Regions from separate parts of the Homo sapiens genome. Here region 1 is linked to region 2. A link is an interaction called in ENCODE POLR2A ChIA-PET data of the cell type or tissue named here. Cell type or tissue: GM12878. All regions are shown on one strand. Links, peaks and the distances in the headings refer to the core of each region. The heading gives the core; the rest is flanking DNA. Region 1 has its middle 4.2 kb from the start of LINC03050. Region 2 holds the start of LOC105374781 (a long non-coding RNA gene).

Region 1 (4,395 bases), core at 182-4,181, 90 kb after region 2:
TTATACCTAGGAGATGACTCATCAGATGTGGGCTGCTGGGAGAGGCAGCTCTCTGCAGCTGAGGCAGATTTGGAAGGCTACATTCCCCATAGCTGGGCAGAAGGTCCTGCCCTGCTGGGGGATCAGGGTGGTATACCCCCATGTATGTCATGCCAACCGTGTCTGTCACAGCCCAGTGTGCATAACTACATGAGTGTGAAAAATATATAACTGCATTTATTTAAAAGGATTTTATAGTCTCTTCTGGCCACTAGTCCAAACTCTCTCTTTCTCTATTCCCAGCCTCAATTTTTCCAGAGCAGCAGGGTTTTACTATATTATGTTTATGTATGGATTGTAGGTGGTTAGAGCTCAATCAGCTCTTGAAACTCACCTGTTCAATACGAGCATTAGTTAAGGAAGCCAGGGTCCATATGAGTTCTGGACCTCAACTTGAAATCTTTCATGTAGTAGGCATTCAATGAATACTTGTTAAATTGAATTAATCAAGGACACAGACTCAGGATTAGAACCTTGCTCTCCCAGCTTCTAGTCCAGTGTTCTGTGAACCTTGCTGTCTCTCTCTCTCTCTCTCTCTCTCTGTGTGTGTGTGTGTGTGTGTGTGTGAGAGAGAGAGAGAGAGAGAGAGAGAGAGAGAGAGGGACAGACAGACAAAGACAGAGAGTAAACTTTGGAATATCAAATAATTCTAGTAGTTTTGGTCCAGTGGTCTGGGATTTTACATTATCATGCATACTAGTAGGAAAACTCAGACAAATCAGAATTATTTCACTGGATAAACTAGAGGCAGATGTATCTGGCATTCACAATGGTTTTATTTTATGGGCTACATTGAGGGAACCACCTCAAACTTGGGTGGGGCAGTAGCTACTCAGCCCAGCCAAATATTGCCATGGGGCAATGCAGGCCCAAGATAGCCTGTATCCTCTGCTTCCTCAAGAGAAGCTGGAAATCTGAATTTTTAGGTGATATCTACAAAATTTTTAATGTTGTCTCAAAAATTTAAAATTGTCACGTTGGCCAACTCAAACATGCTAGTTTGAAAACTCTAATCCAGTGGCTCTCAACCAGGGGCAGTTTTGTTCCCCCGGAGACATTTGGTAATGTCTGGAGATATTTTTGGCTGTCACCAGGGGAGCCGGAATGCTACTGGCATCTAGAGGCCAGGGATGCTGGTAAACTCCCTACAATGCACGGGGCATTCCTCAACCAAAATGTCAATTGTGATGAGGCTGAGAAACCTTACTTTAGTCATATGTTAAAGTCAAAAACAGAAACTGCCTCTTTTTCACTGGGACCTCCTCTGTGAAAAGTGGCAGTTGGGGCCTGCCCCAAAACAGGAAAACTCAATTTCAGAGCTTCAAAAATCAACACTTTTAAAAATGGTTGCTGAGTTACAAATGGCCAAAAAGCATATGAAAAGATGCTCAACATCACTAACTACCAGAGAAATGCAAATCAAGACCACAACTGAGGCATTACCCAACCATTACAGTGGCTACTATAAACAACAACAATAACAGACAGTAAGTGTTGAAAGGGATGTGGAGAAGTTGGAACCCTGGGAATTGTTGGAGGATGTAGAATGGTGCCACTGCTATGGGAAACAGTATCATTGTTCCTCAAAAAAATTGAAACTAGGACTACCTTATGATCCAGAATCTCACTTCTGGGCCTATATCCAAAAGAATTAAAAGCAGGGTCTTGAAAAGGTATTTGCACACTCATGTTCATAGCAGGGTTATTTGCAAGAGCCAAGAGGTAGAAGCAACCTACATATTCATCAGTGGATGAATGGATAAACAAAATGTGGCATTTACATACAATGGAATATTATTCAGCCTTAAAAGGGAGAGGAATTCTGACACTTGGTGCAGCGTGGATGAACCTTGAAGACATTATGCTCTGTGAAACAAGCCAGACACAAAAGGAAAAACATTGTATAATTCTACTCACATGAGATATCTAAATTAGTCAAATCGTAGATAATAGGAAGTAGAAGGGTGGTTGCCAAGAGCTGGGGGAAGGGGCAAAAGAGAGTTATTTATAGTTATAGAGTTTCAGTTCTGCAAGATGAGAAAGTTCTGGAGATGTATCTCACAGCAATGTGAATATATTTAGTACTACTGAACTGTACACTTAAAAATGGTTAAGATGGTACACTTTATGTTATGTGGTTTTATTTTTACCACAATTAAAAAAATAGGTTACTGAGCTGAAAAATAGTTCACCAACAAATTCTAATCTCATTGTATGAGTTATGCCAAGGTATTTTGAAAAACAAACACAAAAACAGAAAGTGTCATTTGTAGAGAACCAAATCACAGTTTTCCGTGCATTTGAGGAGAGAAATAGCTAAACCACCAGAACTGTGACTGAGTGATAGGTGACTAAAATGATAAGCATTGCATCAGGGCTTCAATCCTCCTACACCCCTAGGGCTCAGTGTCCTTATGTGATCAGATCACTAAGGACTCACCAAGGTTCACAGCTGGTGGGATAAGAGCTGGTGAGGTGGGGCCAGGCATGGTGGCTCACACCTGTGATCCCAGCACTTTTGGGAGGCTGAGGTGGGTGGATCACCTGAGGTTGGGAGTTTGAGACCAGCCTGACCAACATGGAGAAACTCTGTCTCTACTCAAAATACAAAATTAGTCGGGTGTGGTGGTGCATGCCTGTAATCCCAGCTACTCGGGAGGCTGAGGCAGGAGAATCACTTGAATCTGGGAGACAGAGGTTGTGGTGAGCAGAGATGGCGCCACTGCACTCCAGCCTGGGCCACAAGAGCGAAATTCTGTCAAAAAAAAAAAAAAAAAAAAAGAGCTGGTGGGGTGGGTTCCCTCCTATGGTAAGGGAAACCATCACTGCTGAAAATTTTTCCCTGTTCTACCAATTATGACACTATGCTCTGAGGCTTCCAGAAGTTGCCTTTTGATATAAAAACTGAGATTTTAGAATTCCAAAATTTATCTCTCAAAAAAGTCTCTGCTATGTGTCTACAGTACACATTCTGAAATCAATTGCATTTTTCATCCTGGACTATGTAGGCAGGCCTGCTTAGAAGGCAATGGTCTGTTGCCCAAAGTGAGGGGAGAGGGAAGGGGATGAGGAGGGTGGAGGGGAGAGGAGGATCTGATGCCATCCTGATGCTCACACTGCTTCTTGCACTCCATTGCAGGCTTCTCGCAGGCAGGCTCTATGTCTTCATCTTACACACCAGGGCTAGGCTGGCACAATAGCAGCTACTAAAAAAGTGTTTGAATCAAGGAATGAGTAAACACGGGGGTGACTTGACCTCTTTGTGTCTTCCTACCTTTAAAATAGGGTTAGCAATTCCTGGGGGTGACCTCAGGCAACTCTGCGAGCCAAGCCAGGTTTCCTCCATTCCCCGTGTCTTCCCTGGTGGTGGACCATTTCCCTTCCCTACTAAACACTGCCGTCTGAAAAGCCTTCCTGCCGGCTTTGCCCCACATTACACACTGGTTGATGGGTTCTCTTTCCAGAGGGTATTTGTTTCTTGAGCCTCATCTGTCGTGTGAAGTGGAAGGGTAGTTTTTTGTTAAGAGGATTTTCAGGTGCAGTTTGTTGGGAGAGGTTCTCTGGGGCAGTCGGTCCCTTCCTGGGCCCCTGGGTCTGCTGGGTACATAATCTGCTCTGCTTACATTGAAGGCTGGCCCTGGAATCCCTGCCCCACCTGCATCACCAGGCTGTCACGGGGATAAAGCGGGATGATGGATGGAGGAGGACTTTGAAAAGTTAAAAGCTCCTCGCAAGCGCGAGTTGTTATTGTTGTTAATCCACAGCCGTCGGGGAGGTGCCCCTCTTGAAAAGAGTCCCATCTCTAAGGAGACTGAGGGCAATTTGGAAAGAGGTGGCATTTATGGGTTTCTTGCTTTAAAACAAAACAAAACAAAACAAAACAAAACAAAACAAACAAAACAAAACACATCCCCCTCCAGGGTATACCGTGAGTGAACAGGATGAAGAGTTATTCTTAAAATCAGAATGGATAAAGGTTCCCTCTGACCCCCCACCTCCCATCCTACTGTAAAGCCTCTAAAAGCTGCAAACTTTGTTTTGGCAGGTTCACTGCCAAATGACAGAAAGCCAATAGCCTTAATTTTTCTCTCTGTTCCCACATCTCCTCTCTACCCTCCCATCCCCCTTCCATTATTTTAGAACAAGTCTCGGCTTGGAGCTGATCTTTAACTTCTGGAAACTGAATTGGTTCTGTGCGTATTTGGCTTGGCTGAGTGAGGGGAGAAGGGCTTGCTTTTGCAGGAAGAGGAGAGGGGTGCACGCTGGGGGAAGTCTGGGAGCTGGGAGGAGATGGGAGGCTGAAATCCAAGTTTGCACCCTCTCTTCCTAGGCCTGCTTCCGCGTGGGGCTCACAGC
Region 2 (4,395 bases), core at 168-4,167:
TCATGTTAGTTCAGTAGGATTTTACTGGTTTTCATGGAAATCCTTTTGGATGAGTCCACAATTTAGAAAAACATAATGTTGTATTTCAGTTCAGCACTCGGTTTCAGAAATGAGTGTGATCTCTTTGAATTTTTGGTTCATAATTTGAGTCAACTCCAGTTCCTGTTTCTAATGTATCCACCCTAGACATTTTGTAGTTATGGCTTAGAAAGACAGACATGGGCCAAAGAACTGGTTTCCACTGAGGCTCGAGTTTATTAATCCTGCTCTTCTTATGTAGGAGCCAATAATCCTAATGGCTTTGAATGACTCTAAATTTATCTCTGTGATTTGGCATGACTAAAGGTCTCACTCATGACAGACATGCCAAAATTAACACATTAGCCTGTTTCATACTTGTTCTATGATATAAATGCACCTAATTGAAAATGTCTCTGTTCTTACTCATAAGTTTTGCATTCCCGTGGTTTGAGATTTCTTTTACCATGTTAGTTCTAGAACACTATTCTGGATTTTGTATGGTGTCTCAGAAAATACACTTAAAAATTAGAGGTTCAAGTTTTTTTTTTTTTTTTTTTTTTTTTTTTTACGGGGACTGAGGAGGTACTGTACATTTCAGAAGGAGAATGTATGTGGGGAGTGAGAGGCTCCTTCTCCAGGGAATCCCGCTGATCAGGGACTGGGAAAAGGTGGCTCAGCATTGCCAGATACCTGGAGTACACTACAACATTTTAACTACAAATTAGAAATCTGAGTTCCTATGAAAAACCCTGATTTGTACATATCAGCCAATAACTTAAAAAATTAAAATCAACAAGTGGGCCACTACTGTGCTGGCCAAACAGTACATGTCTATAGGTTCAGTTATTGGGCTGCTGGTTTTCAGAGTCTGATTTTGACACTGCCTATTTTTTCTATGTCCTCCCTGTCCTCTTCCATGCCTTACTTGATGATTCTGCCCTTATTCTTTTGGATAAAAATGTTGATAAAATATTCAAAAGTAGGAACCCAATTCTCTGGGTATGACTGTATGCTTCTCTCATGGTCATTGGCCACCCCTATGACATTTATCTAGTCAAGTTTGCACATATAGCCATTGGTCATAAAGTAGAATGAGCAAGAGGCTGTAAACGATGCACTACAATCCATCTCACACAATTAACCTGGTAGAAGTCTTCATGTTTATGTGCTACTTATTTGTTTTCCAAAATGCATTCAAGGAGTGCCAGCTGCGTATGGCAAGTGGAATGCACAGTGGGTACATACCCTCCACTGGACTTTACTTATTTTCAAAATTTGAATTAAACAGAAGAAGCCCGTTGCCCTCTGGTCATAAGCTGTGAGGATGTGAGCCTAGAAGCCACCAGCAGACATAGTTCCTTTATCAGGAGAAAGATGGTGTGAGAGAATAAAGCCAACATGCTGAGATATGCATTATCTTTCTCCTGGATACTGCAAGGGCTTCCTGACTTGTCTTCCCGTTTCTACCCTTGCTCCACAGTCTACTTCCAACACAAAAACTGGAGTGATCTTTAGAAACAAAAGTCAGATGTCACCTCCTTGCTTAAAATCCTGCTTCGGGCCGGGTGCGGTGGCTCATGCCTGTAATCCCAGCACTTTGGGAGGCTGAGGCTGGTAGATCACCTGAGGTCAGGAGTTCGAGACCGGCCTGGTCAACCTGGTGAAACCATCTCTACTGATAATACAGAAATTAGCTGGGCATGGTGGTGGGCGCCTGTAATCCCAGCTACTGCGGAGGCTGAGGCAGGAGAAGCGCTTGAACCTGGGAGGTCGGTGGAGGTTGCAGTGAGCCGAGATGGCGCCATTGCACTCCAGCCTGGATGACAGAGCAAGACTCAATCTCAAAAAAAAAAAATATATATATATATAGCTAACACCAATACACATTTTCTACATTTTCTATGTGCCAGGCATTATTGTAAGTGCTTTATGCATATTCACTCATTTAATTCTCACAACAGCTTTATGAAGTTGGCACTATTATTATCCATTTATTAGATGAGGAAGCTGAGTCATTGAGATATTAAGTAATCTACTCAAAGTGCCACTGTTAATAAGCATGGGGCCACAATTTAAACTCAGGCGTCATGATTTCAGAGTCCACTGAAATCATAATGAAAGGTTTTCAGATGATAAAAAACCCACCTCAAATTGGCTTACATAAAAAGTGGAACTTACTCCCTTCTATCATGGACCAGTCCCTGGCGCTATCCCAGTGTGCCGTCAGTATTTGGTACTCTTCTCTCTCATCTCAGCCTCGTTCTCAGGCAGCCTCTCTGTGTGTGGTGACCGCAGCAACACTGGGTCCACATCATTTTCAGCTTCGAGTTTAGAAGACAGAGAGGAGCTTGTGCCGATAAGTCTCAGGACTGAGTCTCAGTGATCCCAGTGGGGTGTCTGACTCATAACTGAACATTTCACCCTGGGGCCAGGATAGAAGATACCAATTGGCCAGATCGTGGTCATGTGACAACCTGTCTAACTATGGGTTAGGGGATGGTGTTGATTTTGTATCACCAGAGCCATGTAGGCCAAGAGTGGGTGAGGAGCTGTTGCACCAAATATAAACAGGGTGCTATTATAAGTAAAAGGATGGCCGGGCACGGTGGCACACACCTGTAATCCCAGCACTTTGGGAGACCAAGGCGGGTAGATCACCTGAGGTCAGGAGTTCGAGACCAGCCTGACCAATATGATGAAATCCTGTCTCTACTAAAAATACAAAAAAATTAGCCAGGCGTGGTGGCAGGCATCTGTAGTCCTAGCTACTCAGGAGGCTGAGGCAGGAGAATTGCTTGAACCCGAGGGGTGGAGGTTGCAGTGAGCTGAGATCATGCCACTGCACTCCAGCCTGGATGACAGAGTGAGACTCCGTTTAAAAAAAAAAACAACCTCAAAAAACCCAAAAAACCAAAAAAAAAAAAAAAAAAAAAAAAAAAAAAAAAAAAAGGGTGGGGGGATGGATACTGGGTAAGGAAAAATATTGGATGGCCACTACAGGCAGACACTGTGTTTTGTTTGTTTGCTTGTTTTTTGTTTTTTTTTTCACAGATGAGGGGCCTAGGGTTCATAAATGCTAAGTGATATTCCCAGGACTATAGATCTAGAGCATGGCAGGGCTGGGATTTGAATCCCAAAACTTTTGTCTTGTCATAAAAAGACAAACTTGGCCAGGTGCGGTGGCTCACACCTATACTCCCAGCACTTTGGGAGGCTGAGGCGGGACAATCACCTGAGGTTGGGAGTTTGAGATCAGCCTGGCCAACATGGTGAAACCCCATCTCTACTAAAACTACAAAAATTAGCCAGGCATGGTGGCAGGTGCCTGTAATCCCAGCTACTCGGGAGGCTGAGGCATGAGAATCGCATGAACCCAGGAGGCGGAGGTTGCAGTGAGCTGAGATCTCACCACTGCACTGCAGCCTGGGCAACAGAGAGAGACTCCATCTCAAAAAAAAAAAAAAAAAAAAAAAAAAAAGACAAACTGGAAATGACGGGAATGGTAGTTGTCAGGGTGGTCTTCAGGGTCCAGGGACTGCCTGGTGCTCTGTCTATTCGCACCATCACTTCTTTTTTCCTGCCTTTTAGCTCAGCCCTGAGGGGCTCCAACTCCAGGACCCCAGAACTGGTTTTCTTTAAGAAAGGATCTGGAAGGTGACAGGGAGGTGAAGGAGTGGAGCTTCCTTGAAATGGCAGACCCAGAGACCTAGAGGAGCCTTGCTTCTGTGGTCTAATTGGACTAATTTTAGGCTGTTAATTAGCCTCTGGCAATTATTTTTCACTCCAGAAATTCCCCAGTTTTATTTACACAGAGTGATTTAGCCTTTTCACAGACAGAGTTATTTCCTTATATTTGGTTCTGTTTAAAAAAACCTCCAGTCCCCAAAGCCTTCCAAAAAGCTGGGCCGGAAGCAGAGCCCAGGATCAAGTATCTGCAACTTCAGAGGCAAGGAAGGTCTGGGGGCTAAAATTCACACAGTCAACAATTTTAAGCAGTTTAGGCCAATGCTCACTTGTTCTTTCTTTCCCTTCTTTCCTTCTTCCCTCCATCCTTTCCTTACCTCCTTTCTTTCTGCTTAAAACCCCTCTGTTCTTAATGTGCTTGGCTTATACTCCTTAATAGATACTAAGCATCTATTAGAAGTCAAACATTTTGGGAAGAGCTTAAGAGAGGCTATGTTCTCAGTAAGATATCTATAATTTACCTTCACAAAGTTCAGCATAGACAGAAAATATTGAGTTTGTGCTATTTGGTAGAAGCTCTGACTCCAAGGGCAGCACCTCTTGCCAAGAACACAATCAGGGCATAGTCAGCTCCATTCCAATTAGGAAGTTAAGGCAGCTGCTGTGAGCACCAATGATATCCATATCTTG

The links. ChIA-PET counts read pairs that join two places held together with the same protein. Peaks named below come from ENCODE experiments on the same cell type or tissue, not always from the same donor. Only the 100,000 strongest peaks of a DNase experiment are listed, where the experiment ranks them.
Region 1: POLR2A ChIA-PET joins it to region 2 with 7 read pairs; 2 of 35 experiments call an interaction of 5 or more read pairs at or near these places.

Annotation. Positions count from the first base shown.
Region 1 is chr2:65,604,400-65,608,794 of GRCh38, forward strand. No RefSeq gene overlaps it. Among named protein-coding and RNA genes, the nearest start is that of LINC03050, 4.2 kb to the left of the region's middle. RefSeq lists an enhancer at 1,828-2,307. In GM12878, for the core only: no CTCF peak of the experiment used is centred there; DNase peaks (open chromatin) are centred at 1,222, 1,342, 2,032 and 2,392; H3K4me3 peaks cover 418 bases; H3K27ac peaks cover 3,179 bases.
Region 2 is chr2:65,514,599-65,518,993 of GRCh38, forward strand. It overlaps LOC105374781 (a long non-coding RNA gene), which reads right to left and starts at 4,315. Exons shown (of 3, transcript XR_940192.3): 1 at 4,227-4,315. In GM12878, for the core only: no CTCF peak of the experiment used is centred there; a DNase peak (open chromatin) is centred at 2,373.